Linked DNA regions of Homo sapiens: region 2 is linked to region 1. A link is an interaction called in ENCODE POLR2A ChIA-PET data of the cell type or tissue named here. Cell type or tissue: A673. All regions are shown on one strand. Links, peaks and the distances in the headings refer to the core of each region. The heading gives the core; the rest is flanking DNA. Region 1 holds the start of SYNGR1 (synaptogyrin 1). Region 2 overlaps APOBEC3F (apolipoprotein B mRNA editing enzyme catalytic subunit 3F).

What was found. ChIA-PET counts read pairs that join two places held together with the same protein. Peaks named below come from ENCODE experiments on the same cell type or tissue, not always from the same donor. Only the 100,000 strongest peaks of a DNase experiment are listed, where the experiment ranks them.
Region 2: POLR2A ChIA-PET joins it to region 1 with 10 read pairs; 2 of 35 experiments call an interaction of 5 or more read pairs at or near these places.

Annotation. Positions count from the first base shown.
Region 1 is chr22:39,346,854-39,355,098 of GRCh38, forward strand. SYNGR1 (synaptogyrin 1) reads left to right here and starts at 3,138. Exons shown (of 4, transcript NM_004711.5): 1 at 3,138-3,256. The coding sequence starts at 3,158. RefSeq lists a silencer at 3,185-3,344 and an enhancer at 4,568-4,617. In A673, for the core only: no CTCF peak of the experiment used is centred there; a DNase peak (open chromatin) is centred at 3,038; H3K4me3 peaks cover 2,117 bases; H3K27ac peaks cover 2,964 bases.
Region 2 is chr22:39,043,859-39,052,244 of GRCh38, forward strand. It overlaps APOBEC3F (apolipoprotein B mRNA editing enzyme catalytic subunit 3F), which reads left to right. Exons shown (of 7, transcript NM_145298.6): 3 at 1,083-1,362; 4 at 1,570-1,684; 5 at 5,567-5,723; 6 at 8,216-8,386. Among named protein-coding and RNA genes, the nearest start is that of APOBEC3F, 7.2 kb to the left of the region's middle. RefSeq lists an enhancer at 5,454-6,653 and a silencer at 7,321-7,410. In A673, for the core only: no CTCF peak of the experiment used is centred there; no DNase peak of the experiment used is centred there.

The sequences.
Region 1 (8,245 bases), core at 1-8,000:
ATTTCTGTTCAGGGTTGGGCTCGGTGGCTCATGCCTGTAATCCCAACACTTTGGGAGGCCGAGGCAGGCGGATCACCTGAGGTCAGGAGTTCAAGACCAGCCTGGCCAACATGGTGAAACCCCGTCTCTACTAAAAATACAAAAATTAGCCCGGCATGGCAGCGGGCACCTGTAATCCCAGTTACTCATGAGACTGAGGCAGGAGAATCACTTGAACCCAGGAGGCAGAGGTTGCAGTGAGCCAAGATCGCACCACTGCACTCCAGCCTGGGTGACATAGCAAGACTCCGTCTCAAAAATAAATAAATAAAGAAAGAAAAGAAATAAAACTTCTGTACAGGTTTTTCTGTGAGTAAACTTTTCACTTTTTTTTTTTTTTTTTGACACTGTCGCCCAGGCTGGAGTGCAGTGGTGCCATCTCGGCTCACCGCAACCTCCACCTTCTGGGTTCAAGTGATTATTCTCCTGCCTCAGCCTCCCGAGTAGCTGGGATTACAGGCACCCACCACCACGCCCGGCTAATTTTTTTTGTATTTTTAGTAGAGACTGGGTTTCTCCATGTTGGCCAGTCTGTTCTTGAACTCCTGACCTCAAGCAATCCACCGCCTCAGCCTCCCAAAGTGCTGGGATTACAGACGTAAACCACCGTGCCCAGCCTAGCCATATTAATAGATGTGTAGAAGTATCTCATTCTAATTTTAATTTGTACTTCTCTCTCTCTCTTTTTTTTTTCTTTTAACAGTCTCACTTGGTTGCCCAGGCTGAAGTGCATTGGTGCAATCCTGGCTCACTGCAGCCTTGAATTCCTGGGCTCAAGCAATCCTCCAGCCTCAGCTTCCCAAGCAGCTGGGGTCACAGGTACACACCACATCACACCCAGCTTGTATTTCTGACTAATGATGTTGGGCATCTTTTCTTTTCTTTCTTTCTTTCTTTTTTTTTTTTTTTTTTTTTTTTTGAGACAGAGTCTCGTTCTGTCGCCCAGGCTGGAGTGCAGTGGCGCGATCTCGGCTCACTGCAAGCTCCGCCTCCCGGGTTCACGCCATTCTCCTGCTTCAGCCTCCCGAGTAGCTGGGACTACAGCCACTACACCCGGCTAATTTTTTTTTTTTTTTTTTTGTATTTTTACTAGAGATGAGGTTTCACCGTGTTAGCCAGGATGGTCTCAATCTCCTGACCTCATGATCTGCCCGTCTCGGCCTCCCAAAGTGCTGGGATTATAGGCGTGAGCCACCGCGGATGCTGGGCATCTTTTTATGTGCTGAGTTGCCGTGTGTATATCTTCTTTGGTGAGGTGTATAACTATTCAAATCTTTTGCCCATTTTTTAAAAAGTGGGTCCTCTTATTATTATTGAGTTCGAACGTTCTTTATTTGGGATGCAAGTTCTTTAGATCTATGCTTTGCAAATATTTTCTCCCAGACTATCGTTTGTCTTTTCATACATTCTTTTAACAATGTCTTTTAAAGAACAGAAGTTCTTAATTTTGATAAAGTCCAGTTTATCAATTGTTTCTTTTATGAATCATGTTCTTCATGATTTTTTTTTTTTTTTTTTTTTTTTGAGACGGAGTCTCGCTCTGTTGCCAGGCTGGAGTGCTGTGGCGCGATCTCGGCTCACTGCAACCTCCACCTCCTGGGTTCAAGTGATTCTCCTGCCTCAGCCTCCCAAGTAGCTGGGACTACAGGAGCTCGCCACCACGCCCGGCTAATTTTTGTATTTTTAGTAGAGACCGGGTTCACCATGTTGGCCAGGATGGTCTCAATCACTTGACCTTGTGATCCATCCACCTTGGCCTCCCAAGGTGCTGGGATTACAGGCGTGAACCACTGCGCCCGGCCTTCTCTTGTGCTTTCTTCTAAAAGTTTTATATAGTCATAGTAGACACCTTATAAGTGTGCTGGATTAAATGTGAAAATGTATGTAAAGCCCTTAGCACAAGGCCTGGTAGAGACTAAACAATCAGCTGAGCCTAAGATGGACATTGACTATGTAATTTTTATAAGGAGCACCCTCAGGCCCAGCACACATTTCCTCCACACAGATGTTGTGTCCTGTCATCACAGAATGGCAGGATACCAGAGAAGCAAAAGCCTCCACCCATATCCTCATCCAACCTGCTCCTGGAACCAGTGAAGGTGACTGCAGACATAGAGAGGCCATAGAGCTACAGGGCAGCAGGAGAGCCAGCCCTGGAAGGTGGCCCTTCCCCTGCAGGGAGCACTCCTCCATCTAGCCTCCGTTTCCATGAAACCTGGAGGTCTAGCCCAAGCTGTGATGGGGTGATGGGGACTAGGCTCTGTTTACTGAGCACCTACTGTATGCTAGGCCCTTGGGTAAGGCATTGAATAAGTTAGACAACACCTGGGCCTCGGGAGCTCACAGACTAGCAGCAGAAGAGGCCATGAACAAATGATTGCGTAATTAATTGCTAGATTCAGGAAAGGGGCAACGTTCTGGGGTAGGAGGGGATGGGGAAGAGGAAGTCTCAGCCGCCGCCTCTGTGCCAGGCCCCTCCAGGCTGGGGGTGGGAGGGTGCGCGGGCACAGGGACACACATGACGTCATCGTAAGAGGCAGGGGAAGGGTGGTCCTGGGAGGTGGGGGCTGCTCTGGAGGGCTGTAAGAGAGGGTCATTCACTCGTGGTTCATTCATTCGAGAAATATTCATGCGGCGCCTACTGCGTACCAAGCACCCTCTAAGAAGGACGAACACAGCTCCTGCCCTCTCATTATATTTGGGGCCGACAAAGTGGCAGGAAACAGCCAAACAAATCAAGCGTGAAGATGGTTTCAGCAGAGCCGACGGCTCAGAGGGGCTGCGACCGGGGCAGGGGACCGGGGATGCGGGGCAGGGACACGGCCCACACTTGCTGTGCACGCACCGCCCTCCCCCAAACACTTTGCAAAGAGGTCACCGCACTGGCTGCGAGCGCGCCCTGAGCCCCGGGCCGCAGCACGCGCGCCCCCGCGCCCGAGGTCGCGCGCTGCCCAGCCCCCCGCCCGCGCCCCGCGAGCTGCGCCCGCCGCGCACGACGCCCCCTCGCGGGAGCCCTGGGCCGCCGGCCGCGCGCGCAGGGGAGGGGGCGGGGGCGCCGCGCACGCGCACGGGCCGGCGGCGCGCGCCGAGCGGGGGGCACCGCGCGGGTGCAGCCACGATGGAAGGGGGTGCGTACGGAGCGGGCAAAGCCGGGGGCGCCTTCGACCCCTACACCCTGGTCCGGCAGCCGCACACCATCCTGCGCGTCGTGTCTTGGGTAAGGACGGACTGGCCGACGGCTCTGCCAGGCCGGGGTGGTGGGGGTGTGAGCAAAGGCGGCGCGCCCGGACCGACCCCGACCCCGACCCCAACGGGCCCCCGGCGGCGGCGCGGCGGCGGGCGAGGAGCTGTCCTGCCTGCGGGGCCCGCTGCCGCCGCTCCTCCTTCCCGGGCCCGGGGCGGGCGGGATCCCTGGTGCTCGCGGGAGACGCCGCTCCGGCTCCCGGAGCCCTGGTTTCCTGGGGCCCCCGGTTCGTGCGCCCCCCTTCCCGCCCCGATTGCTGTGACCTCCAGGCCGCGGCTATGCCGCGAAAGGCTCGGATTGTGCGCGGCCGCCAGGGCGGACTGGGGACCGTGGGGACGGAGCCAGGGTTTAAGGTGGCCTTTTTTGGGGGGTGGATCAGGGCGTGGACCATCTCGGTGGGGTGCATGCCGCGCCTGCGATGGACGTTGGAGGAGGAGAGGGCCGGGAACCGGGTTCGTATTGCCTAGCCCGGCCCGTGTGGAGCGATGAGTCGGGAACTGAGTACCTCTCTTCCACCCGGGAACTGCCTCTCCTTCTCTGCGTGACCTTGGGCTGGGAGCCACCCAGGAAATGTTCTCGAGAAATGAGGACTTCAATTCCGAGGTGGGGAGTGTCATCTCCTCTCTCATGCCTCAGTTTCCCAATTTATAGACAAGGTGGGCGGAGCCTTCTTGAGGCCCCCTTGGGCTCTGACATTTCATGAACCGGTAACACCCCTCCCACTCAGCATGCACCTGGATGCCCAAGGCGGGTGTCTGGGAGAAAGGTCTGCTCCCACAGTGAAGAGGCCAGGGTGGCCTCCAGCCTAGCTGGGGGGCAGGGTCCTCAGTGCAGAGGGCTGAGTGGGCTCTTGTTCAGACGGGTGGTCAGGGAGAGGATGGGTCAGAGACAGTGAGCACAGAGGGAGGGGTTCAGGTGCCTTGAGTGGCACCTCATGGAAAGAAGCCCTGCTGGGGTCTGGAGAGGGGGTTTCTGGGGCTCCCTGGGTTTGGCTGGCTGTATCCCAGAAACTCCCACTCGAGGTTCTGGCCTCTGCAGGCCTGGGGCCCGTTCCTTGTGGGCTTAGACTAGGAATGGGCTAGACTGTCAGGGACCCCAGGGGCTACCCCAAGGCCAGCTGTGACCTCAGGGTGCCCAAGCTTCCTCCTTTCCTTGGTTTTCAGGGTCTGGTTGGTAGGATGGCTTGGGTATGTATCCCTGGTCTGCGAAGGATGACCCCATTTAAAGCCTTTTCTTCTCAAATGCCGTCAGATGGGAGCTGTTTGAGGGCAGGAAAGCCCAGTTCCTTTAACCCTTGTGTCGGTGCCTGCACAGAGCCGGGCACCCCAGCACATCTGTGTTTGTGGCTCTGAATTCATTTATCTGTGCCAGTCTCCTGCTCCCCAGATGCCCCAACAGACCCTTGCCAAAGGTGGGAGCCCTGGGGGGCACCTGCCGGATCAGGCGGGTGGGCTGCGTTCACTGCTTTAGTCTGCCCACCCCTGGGCCTCTGGCCTGGAAGGGCGAAGCCACTGGCTTTGTGAGGGGGCTTGTCTGCTTGGGTCATTTCTGCCTCTGATGCCTTCATTTAGCAAAGCTTTATTGAATCTGCTGGGCCCCAAGGGAAGGCAGCGTGACTCAGAAGCAGCCCTTGTTCTCGGGAAGCCACAGTCCCACTGGGGAGTGAGCCAGGTGCCCCCAGGCAGAGGCCGCAAGAGCCAGGAGAGGGGTCTCCCTGCTGTGGAATCAAATTTCATGGTGAAGGTGATGTCAGATTGGGCCTGGTGGGATGAGGGTTTATACATATGCACATCCAGGGGAGAGGACGTGGAAAGCAGGAGGAAGGATCAGCCCCTCTGAGCACCCATGGGGTGCAAGACCACACACAGCTACCTAGCTGGTTCCCCAACACTAGAGGAAGCTGCGGCTCAGCGAGCGAGGCCAAGTGCCTGGCCCAAAGTCACTAAGCATGTAAGTGGCAGACGAGCATTTGAGCCTAGGTCTTCCTGTCTCCAAAGAGTAGTTCTCCCCCTGGGGCAGGGAAGAATCCAGAATCCTGGAATGTCAGGATTGGAAAGGACACAAAGGTCACCTGGACCAACCAATGCTCAAACGACCCCACAGCCTCCCAGTCCTGCTCACACACGTGGATACAAGGCGCTCACTACCTTTGTCGAACCAAGAGGTGTCTGATACAGGCTGATTGACACCTTTAAAAGTAGCTTTTTTTCCTGATCAGAGTAATACCTGCCAATTATTGGAAAGTATAAAAATCACATGTGATGGTTGCACGGTAGGAATGTACTTAACACCACTGAAATGGTGAAGATGGTAAATTGTATGTTACGTGTGTTTTACCACAACAGAAAAAGTTTGGTGGGGGGTGGTAATCATGTGATACCACCACTTAGGGAGGGCTGCAGTGAATAGGGTGCTGTCTCCTTCTGGTCTTTTCGAAACTGTGTGGCGTGCTGAGCCATTTAAACACATCAGGAGCTGCGGGGGATGCAGCTGGCGCCTGCTCTTGGCCCTCACACCACAGGGCAGAGCAAGTGAAGCTGAGCTCCAGGACCAGGGTGACCCGTTTATCCTGGTGTGCTGGAACTTCCTGCCTTTAGCATTCTGAGAGGCCCTTAGTCCAGACAAACAGGGACAATTTGTCACCCTGTCCAGGACTCCTGGACAACCCAGACCCCTACCACAGCCCTGGAGGGGCCCTAACAGCATGTGCACATGAACCTGTGATTGTTTTTTTTCTTTTTTTGAGATGGAGTCTTGCTCTGTTGCCCAGGCTGGAGTACAATGGTGCCATCTCGGCTCATTGCAACCTCCGCCTCCCAGGTTCAAGCAACTCTACTGCCTCGGCCTCCCAAGTAGCTGGGACTACAGGCACACACCACCACGCCCAGCTAATTTTTGTATTTTTAGTAGAGATGGGGTTTCACCATGTTAGCCAGGCTGGTCTCGAACTCCTGACCTCAGGTGATCCACCTGCCTTGGCCTCCCAACGTGCTGGGATTACAGGCGTGAGCCACCGCACCCGGCCTGGACCTGGGATTTTTGTAAAATTTGTAAAAGAAAGATTTTTTTTTCTGTTGCTTTTCCAAAAGAGGGCCCCCAAATCATGTAAGCTTCAGGGCCTCACCAACCTGGACCCACCCTGGAACCCAAGCCCTCTGAGCCCCTGGGTCAGCCTGCACAGAAGCAGGGCCTCCAAGACCTGGCTTGTCTCTTTTTTATTTTTTTAGAGACAGGATCTTGCTGTGTTGCCCAGGCTGGTCTCAGACTCCTGGACTCAAGTGATCCTCCCACCTCAGCCTTGTGAGCAGCTGGGACGATGAGGCGAGGCGTGGGCCACTGCATCCGGCATGGCTTGTCTCTTGACTAAGGCTTTCTCACCTCTTGGTGTCATCGCCCCAGTGGCAGATCAGCTGCCACTCCTGGCACCCCCAGGCCACAGCTGTGACCTTCAGTAAGTGTCCCCTCCCCACCCTCTGTGCCTCAGTCTTCCCACCCGAACTGGGCTGGGCTGGGTCAGAAGTGCCTGATCTGTTGCGCGGTGACTGCCGCCTGTCAGTGACTCATTTCTTTGTTCTAAAGCCAGATGGGAAAAAAAGGAGTTACAGCAAGAAGCTAAACTGATTTAATAGAAAGGACCACCTTTTATTTGGAGTTTATATTCTTTTTTGCAGGGGGCTAAGATGGACTATAGGGAATGAATATCAGTGCTGGCAGATGAGTTTTTTGTTTGTTTGTTTTTTGTTTTTGAGATGGAGTCTCGCTCTGTCTCCAGGCTAGAGTGCAGTGGCGCGATCTTGGCTCACTGCAACCTCTGCCTCCTGGTTTCAAGTGATTCTCCTGCCTCAGCCTCCCAAATAGCTGGGATTACAGGCACCCACCACCATGCCCAGCTACTTTTTAAATTTTTAGTAGAGACGGGGTTTCACCATCTTGGCCAGGCTGGTCTCAAACTCCTGACCTAGTGATCCACCCGCCTCAGCCTCCCAAAGTGCTGGGATTACAGGTGTGAGCCACCGTGCCCAGTCAATGTTTCTTTAATTCTCTACTTTGACAAAATGAAAATGATAAAATGTTTGAAATGTTGCCATTTTCAGGGTTCATTTTTTAAGGGCTTTGGCCATAATACCACATGGTTCTGTAAGTGGGGTGGGTATCTTCCCCCCGTTTTACAAATGACAGAATTAAGGCTCAGCCTGGAGAAGTGACTTGTGCTAGCTCAAGGCCTGGGCTTGTCAGAGACTTGGTTTGAACCCGGACTGCTGGGCTCCACATTCTGTGTACTCCCTGTGGGTTCTCTGCCTGGATATCCATGGCACCAAGGGGTGGCCTGAGGGGGGCAGCTTCATACCCCTGGTTTTATTCACCCCCTCCACTCCACCCCCCATCATCCCAAGTGAACACTGAATAAAAAAGCTGAACTTGGCCAGGTGAGGTGGCTCACGCCTATAATCCCAGCACTTTGGGAGGCCAAGGCGGGTGGATCACTTGAGGTCAGGAGTTCGAGACCATCCTGGCCAACATGGTGAAACCCCATCTCTACTAAAATACAAAAATTAGCTGAGCGTGGTGGCGGTCGCCTGTTATCCCAGCTACTCAGGAGGCTGAGGCAGGAGAATCGCTTGAACCCGGGAGGCGGAGGTTGCAGTTAGCTGAGATCACACCACTGCACTCCAGCCTGGGCAACAAAAGCAAAACTCTGTCTCAAATAAAAAAAAAAAAAAGCTGAACGTTTTTTGTAAACACAGCAGTTTCAAGATAAGACCCCTTGCCTCCCCCAACCAACTTGCCATGTGCCAGCCATGGGGCCACAGGAAAATTCTGGGACCAGCGGTTGTTGGGGAAGAGGGTCCAGGGTAGAGACAGAACCTCTGGCCAGTTCTGATGTTCATTTGTTCATTCCACAAGTCCCCTGCTCAGTGCCAGCTGAGTGCTCAGTGCCACCCCAAGGCACTCTCGCTCCAA
Region 2 (8,386 bases), core at 81-8,080, 300 kb before region 1:
AAAATACAAAAAAAAAATTAGCCCGGTGTGGTGGCAGTCGCCTGTAATCCCAGCTACTTGGGAGGCTGAGGCAGGAGAACCGCTTGAACCCATGAGGCAGAGGTTGTAGTGAGCCGAGATTGCATCATTGCACTCCAGCCTGGGCAACAAGAGTGAAACTACGTCTCAAAACAAAAACAAAAAACAAAAAAAGATAAATGAGCGGTGTATGGTGTATTTTTCAGGTGCCCAGGTCTTTCATCAGAGCCCCATTTCAAGTGCTCAGTAGCCCCTTTGGCCAGTGCGCCCCACCACATGGGACAGCGCAGGTCCAGTGGCCTCCCCAGCTGACCGCAGGCAGGGAACAAGGCAGACCCTAGAGGGCCAGGCCACAGCAGGGGCTGAGGATGCCTGGTGAATGGATGCCTGGGAGAATGGATGCCAGAATTCACGCATGAGGCTCTGAACAGGGCTGGGAAAACTTCCAAACGAAGGGAAGCTCATGTCTTGGTGCACTTTGTGATGATGCTTCAACAGCAGGACTGAGATGGGGACATTTACAATAAACAGAAATGTATGGGCTCGAGTTCTGGCCTCTGGGAAGTCCACTGTCAATGCACCAGCAACTTTCCAGGGCCTGCGAGCTGCACAGTCACGTGGGGGTAAAGGTTGTTGCCAGAAGTTCAGGGGATGCTCCAGACAGAGTGGCCTGGGATGTCGAGTCACTGCTGCTCCATGCCACGGGGACAAGAGGAAGCAGTTTAGTCTGACATACTGCCCCCCCAGCTAGAGGGCAAGAGACAGAAAGAGGGGCTGAAGTCGCCCTTGAATAAACACGCCAGTAGCACCCACAAAGGTGCAGCCCCCACAGCCTCATAGCCTCTTCTAGGTGCCACCTCTTAAGGCCATTACAATAGCCATTAACACTGAACGTGAGCTTTGGAGCAGACAATCACTCAAACTAAACAGGGGGGATGGAGGAAAGGAGCTTCAATGGCAAGATCCCCTGGGCTCCTGTCCTGGCCCCTCCTCTCCCTGCCCCACCCCTGCACTCCTCCTGCTCCCCCTCTCAGAGCATCCCCTGCCCCCTGCTCCTCTCCCAGGTGTATTCCCAGCCTGAGCACCACGCAGAAATGTGCTTCCTCTCTTGGTTCTGTGGCAACCAGCTGCCTGCTTACAAGTGTTTCCAGATCACCTGGTTTGTATCCTGGACCCCCTGCCCGGACTGTGTGGCGAAGCTGGCCGAATTCCTGGCTGAGCACCCCAATGTCACCCTGACCATCTCCGCCGCCCGCCTCTACTACTACTGGGAAAGAGATTACCGAAGGGCGCTCTGCAGGCTGAGTCAGGCAGGGGCCCGCGTGAAGATTATGGACGATGAAGGTGAGAGGTGGAGGGGTCAGGGGAGCGTGAGCGGGAGGAACAGCATGAAAGATGGATGGATCTGCAATGCCATGGCTGGGGGTGTCCCAGGGCAGCCTGCAGGGGCGGGGCCAGCACTGACAGCAACTGACAGCCAGGAGACCAGGCCTGGGAGCGCGGGCCCAGGGTCAGGGCAGAGCCTGACTGCTTCCTGCCTCTTCGTCTCAGAATTTGCATACTGCTGGGAAAACTTTGTGTACAGTGAAGGTCAGCCATTCATGCCTTGGTACAAATTCGATGACAATTATGCATTCCTGCACCGCACGCTAAAGGAGATTCTCAGGTGAGGGTCTCCCTCTGGCCTCATCGTCTGTCTCCTCTCGCCTCCTGCTCATCCTCCTGAGGCCTCCCCTGGCCAGGCCCTCCTGCCCTCCGTCCTGCCCCCTGCCTGCCCTCATGGTTACACCCCTCACCCACACTCCTTGTGCTCCTTCCCCTTCTTGCCTCCTCCCTCTTTCCTGGGCCCCTCCTATGAGTGAGAGGCCCCTTCTGCCTCCAGAGCAACCTCCATCCACCTTCGAGGCCGCCCTCCCCACAGCCTGGGATCCCCAACCTGGCTCCTTCCATCTCCCTGGCATAATCGAATTTGTCATAAAACTGGACGTAAGTGGGCATGAATATTCACAAGGCCGACAGCCAGAAGCTTTGAGCAACATCCTTCAAGGCCGACCTGAGTCCCTGAGAAGGAGCAGCCTCTGTGGAAACTTCAGGCTTCGACTGCCATAGAAGATGCCCCCGGGCCGGGTGCCCACAGGGCAGGCATTTATTTTCTCACAGATCTGGAGGCTGCAAGTCCAAGGTGGAGGGGTGGGCGGGGTTGTGTCTTCTGCAGCTGCTCCTCTTGGCTGGCAGGGGGTCCCTTCCAGCCCTGTCCTCTCTGGCCTTTCCTCTGTGCACCTGCACCCCTGGGGTCTCTCTGCCTCTAAATGTCCTCCTCGTTTATGGACCCCAGTCAGACAGGATTAGGGCCCACCCTAAGGGCCATGAGTTAATTTAATCACCACTTTAGTGGACCTGTCTCCAAATACAGTTATCCTGTGAGGAGGTGGGGATGAGGGTTTCAACATATCAATGTGGGGAAGATACAATTTAGTCCATGACAATGGGTCAAGCTTGCGTGGGGCATGCAGGGGTCCCTGTTCTGTGTGTCTGTCTCCCAGGCGAGTCCTGCCCTGACTCTCACAGCCCCTCCCTCCAGACCTTGCTGCACCCTGGGCCCCACCCCATGGCTTCCCCACCCAACAGCACCCAGCCCGGCCTCTGCTCACGCCTGTCCCTTCTCAAATCTGCCCCCAACAGGGATGGAGATGCAGAAAGAGCCAAACAAACACTCAGTGATCAAGGTCCCAATTGAATAAGATTTTTTTTTTTTTTTTGAGACACTGTCTCCCTCTGTCGCCCAGGCTGGAGTGCTATGGTGCGATCTCGGCTCACTGCAATCTCTACCTCCTGGTTCTAGCAATTCTCTTGTCTCAGCCTCCCAAGTACCTGGGATTACAGGCTCATGCCACCACACTGGCTAATTTTTGTATTTTTAGTAGAGACGGGGTTTTGCAATGTTGGCCAGGTGTTGAGTAAGATTTTGCAAAAGAGTAGGCTTGGATAATGGGAGGCTTGAGATGCCAGGAGCTCTCCAGGAAGCACAATAGAAAAAGGCAACCAGAGACCAGAGAGGCCATAGAAAGGGATCTAAGGCCCTCGGGAGAGACGGGAACTGAGCACCTGGGTCTTAGACCGGAGGAGCAAACTGCAAGACAGGGTGGCCGGGGACACCAGCCTCCACCCTTCTGTGACATAGGGACAAGAGCTCAGCCTGCCAGGGAACAACTCTGGGCAGGAGATGTGGAAGGAAGGAGCTCAGTGTGGGGGCACGCATGGCATCCTGGGGGGACATCTGAGGGCACCCCCACCCGCTATTCCTCCCTCCAATGGTGGCCTTTGAATGTGAAGGCAAGGGGGAAGCAGACACCTGCCCCTCACTCTCCCTCCCTACCACATAGCTACCGGGTGGGGGGCGTCCCTGGGATGATTCCTGAGGGCAGGATCCAGGAGTCCCTCTGGAGGTCCTCCCATCCAGGTGAGAAAGCAGCATAAAGTGAGACCTGCACTCAGATGGGCCTGTGAGGTCACTCACAGCGCAGGTGTCTCCTGGAACAAGGGCCCTGGAAGATAAAATAGAACCCAAGCCCAGGACTACCATCAGGGCCAGGACAAGCCTGCCAGGGAGGGTGCACATGAAGCCCCAGATCAGGGACCACTGCCCGCTCTGCCCACGGGGCCTCTGCTGCCCCTTCCTGCCTGGTGGCCCTGCTGGGCCTCAGCCTGGCCTCCCCCTGCCCCTGCCCCAGCGCTAGTCTCTCTCCCCTCTGGTTCCTCTGCTGCTCCCACTACCAGCCAGGCTCTTTGCCCTGCTATGTGGTCGCCCCTTTACAGCTTCTGAATGGGCCATCTCCCCCACCTGCCCCAGCCCAGGCCCCCTGCTGAGACTCTCCCCCGAAAGTCACCCCTTTGCTATTGCTCCCCGCCCTGGGATGGTGCTCCCTCTCTGTGCTTCTCGCCATTCCTGAGCTCAGGAACTGAGAAAATTGAACCAAAGGATGATTGGAGCAATCAGGCATTTTGTTCTCAGCACTTCCATGGAATTTCTGCAAGATTTACTTTGTTTCAACACAAAGTCTTAGGAGAGGATGTGGGGGAGGGAATGGTCTCTGTACCAGAAAATAAGTCACTTCTTCCAAAGATGCCTCCACTGTGAACAGAGGAGGATGCACATGACTCCAGACACAGGCTCCTCCTCCGTGAGCACCATTCACCTTTTAGAATGAAACCTGCAACATGGAGTGTAGGAAAAAATATGATGATCAGGAGAAATGCTCTTATTTTAAAGTTTAGTAAGAAGAGAGTCCGGTTCCCAACAGCTCCCTCCTGCAGGGCCTGTGATGCAGAGGCTGGACAGGGCTGGCCCGGAAAGGGGCCCCAGCTCCATCCATCCCCATCTCTGTGGCCTGGGCAGGTTACCCCGCCTCTCTGTGCCTCTGGCACCTCGTCTGTAAAATAGTGATGGCCCCCTGCAGGCCTCAGGCACATACCATGAGCTCAGACCCTCACAGCACTTAGGAGAGTGGCCTAGGCTGGCCGGGCACAGTGACTCACGCCTGTCATCCCAGCACTTTGGGAGGCTGAGTCGGGCAGATCACAAGGTCAGGAGTTCAAGACCAGCCTGGCCAACATGGTGAAACCCAGTCTCTACTAAAAATACAAAAACTAGGTCTGGCCGCGATGGCTCACACCTGTAATCCCAGCACTTTGGGAGGCAGGCGGGCAGATCACAAGGTCAGGAGTTCAAGACCATCCTGGCTAACATGATGAAACCCCATCTCTACTAAAAATACAAAAAATTAGCCGGGTGTTGTGGCACGTGCCTGCAGTCCCAGCTAGTTGGGAGGCTGAGGCAGGAGAATCGCTTGAAACCAAGAGGCAGAGGTTGCAGTGAGCCGAGATTGTGCCACTGCACTCCAGCCTGGCGACAGACTGAGACCCCGTATAAAAATAAATAAATAAATAAAAGTACAAAAATCAGCCGGACGTGGTGACACAAGCTCGTAATCCCAGCTACTCAGGAGGCTGAGGCAGGAGAATCACTTCAACCCGGGAGGTGCAGGTTGCAGTAAGCTGAGATCGCGCCACTGCACTCCAGCCTGGGCAGCAGAGGGAGACTATGTCCCAAACAAAAACAAAAACAAAAAAAACAAAAAGAGTAGCCTGGGCCTGGGAATTCGGTGTGATACCAACGTAAAAAGAATCATCATCATCGGACAGGTGAAATGTGAGGAAGGAATTGAGCTGAAATGTTCAAGCAATTATTTTAGGGCGAAGAGTTTTATTGTCTGTTGCATTTTCCTAATGGGTTGGGAGACGTGTGGCAGAAAAACTGGGAGGTTGAGGGTGTCCCATTGGTAGGCCCAGAGCTGTGGTTCCAGCTGGGAGAGGTCACCCCGGCCCTTCTGCCCCTGCCAGCATCCCCTCCTCTTTCTCTCTCCCAGTCTTTCTGCCTGGGAAAGCAGCAGACATTCCCAGGGCTGTCCAGTGAGTGGTGTTCAGTGGGCATCAGCTCCGAGGAATCCAGGGGGGTCTCTGCATTGGGGTTTCTCTATTGTGCCTTCAGAAACCCGATGGAGGCAATGTATCCACACATATTCTACTTCCACTTTAAAAACCTACGCAAAGCCTATGGTCGGAACGAAAGCTGGCTGTGCTTCACCATGGAAGTTGTAAAGCACCACTCACCTGTCTCCTGGAAGAGGGGCGTCTTCCGAAACCAGGTAGCACCAAAGTCCTATTTACACCCCAAATAGGAGCTAAGCAGCTAGGAATGCAGAAAACACAATAAGTGACGTGCCTGGCGTGGGCTTTCCTGTGTGTACTTTCCTCTTACATTTCTTTTTTTTTTTTTTTTTTGAGACAGAGTCTCACTCAGTCACCCAGGCTGGAGTGCAATGGCGTGATCTCTGCTCACTGCAACCTCTGCCTCCTGGGTTCAAGCAATTCTTCTGTCTCAGCCTCCTGAGTAGCTGGGATTACAGGTGCCCACCACCACACCCAGCTAATTTTTATTCCATTTTTAGTAGAGACGGGGTTTCACCGTGGTGACCAGGCTGGTTTCGAATTCCTGACCTCAAGTGATCCGCCCCCCTCGGCCTCCCAAAGTGCTAGGATTACAGGCATGAGCCACCACGCCCAACTTCCTCCCACATTTTTTAAGTCCGTGGCCCAGATCTTCCTCCCTAACTTTCCTGGGATCAGATTGTCGAGGGGTTTTGCCTCTTACCAAAAGGCCTTGTTTAGCGCCCAGCGCCCTCACTCTTGACTTTGTTTCCCAAAATCTTGTCATGGAGCTGTGCGTCCGGCAGTCCTCGGGAAACAGCAGCTGTGGGAAGCGGTGGGTCTGGTGTCCAGCACTGTGCCTGGGCCAGTCACTGTGGGCTGGTGGGGCCGCCCCCGCCACTGCCCTGATTCCTCGATGTCAAGGACACATCCTCACAGGGTGGTGAACCCTCGCTCCTCACCCTGCCGCCCCCACAGCAGCCACTGACCTCCCACCCACCCTGTCGTGTCCCACCCAACCCTGCGGCCCCCTCCTCCCAGGCAGGAGATTTTTTCAGAGTGTGTTTGGGGAGGGAGCCGTCTGTGTGCTGGGCAGGCCTGGCCTACAGCAGTGCTGGCCTCGGAAACACCCAGGACTCAGGATGGAAGCGCGAGTGTTCCCAGTCCCCACACGCTAAAAAGGCGACAAGAACTTGTGGAAGAAATTTTAGTGTCTGCATTAGCTCAATTATCTCACATAGGATTTCAACATATACTTAATATAAAATGCCTCATGAGAGAGTTAAAGTTTGTCTATTCTCACAATGAGATTTTGAAATGCGCTGTGTATTTTACACGTGCCAACGTTTCTAATCAGAGCCCCATTTCAAGTGCTCAGTAGCCCCTTTGGCCAACCTTCAACTCCATGGGACAATGTGGGTCCAATGACCTTCCCAGCAGAAGGCAGACAGGGGACAAGGCAGACCCCATAGGACCAGGCCACAGCAGGGGCTGAGGATGCCCGGTTAACGGATGCCTGGGGAACAGGATGCCAGAAATCACACATGACCTATGATGAGACAGGAAAAGACTCAATAAAATAAAGAAGGAAGGGGCCGAGTGCAGTGGCTCACGCCTGTAATCCCAGCACTTAGCGAGGCTGAGGCGGGCGGATCATGAGGTCAGGAGTTTGACACCAGCCTGCCTAACATGGTGAAATCCCATCACTACTAAAACTACAAAAATTAGCCAGGCGTGGGGGTGTGCCCCTGTAGTCCCAGCTACTTGGGTGGCTTAGGCAGGAAAATCGCCTGAACCCAGGAGGCAGAGGTTGCAGTGAGCCGAGATCTTGCCACTGCCCCCCAGCCTGGGTGACAGAGCAAGACTCTGTCACTCAAAAAGATAAAGAGGAACGGCCAGGTGCAGTGGTTCACGCCTGTAATCTCAGCACTTTGGGAGGCCAAGGCGGGGGATCACGAGGTCAGGAGCTTGAAACCATGCTCGCTAACTCGGTGAAACCCCATCTCTACTAAAAATACAAAAAATTAGCCAGGCGTGGTGGCGGGCGCCTGTAGTCCCAGCTACTTGGGAGGCTGAGGCAGGAGAATGGCGTGAACCCCGGAGGCGGAGCTTGCAGTGAGCGGAGATCGCGCCACTGCACTACAGCATGGGTGACAGAGCGAGACTCAGTATCAAAAAAAAAAAAAAAGAAAGAAAAAGAAAAGAAAAAATAAAGAGCAAGGAGAAGGATGGAAGAAGGGAAATTCAATGAGTAAAAAGCCCTGGGGCCTAGTATGTACCCAAAAAAATGAGAAGTAAAGAAAATAAGGCCATGCATGTGGTTTATGCTCATAGTCGCAGAGTTTTGGGAGGGTGAGGCAGGAGGATGGCTTGAGCCCAAGAGTTCGAGATCAGCCTGAGCAACATGGTGAAACCCAGTCTCTACAAAAATTACAAAAAAATTAGGCAGGCGTGGTGGCACGCACCTGCAGTCCCAGCTAATCAGGAGGCTGAGGTGGGAAGATTCCTTGAGCCTGGGAGGTCAAGGCTGCAGTCAGCCCCAGATCGCACCACTGCACCCCAGCCTGGGCAACAGGAGAGACCCTGTCTCAAAAATAAATAAGGAAACGCCCTGGGGCTCCAGGCCCGCCCTCTGCTCCCATCGCCCCACCCCTGCACTCCTCCTGCTCCTAGTCTGAGCTCCCCTGCCCTCCTCCTCCTCCTTCCCCAGGTGGATCCTGAGACCCATTGTCATGCAGAAAGGTGCTTCCTCTCTTGGTTCTGTGACGACATACTGTCTCCTAACACAAACTACGAGGTCACCTGGTACACATCTTGGAGCCCTTGCCCAGAGTGTGCAGGGGAGGTGGCCGAGTTCCTGGCCAGGCACAGCAACGTGAAT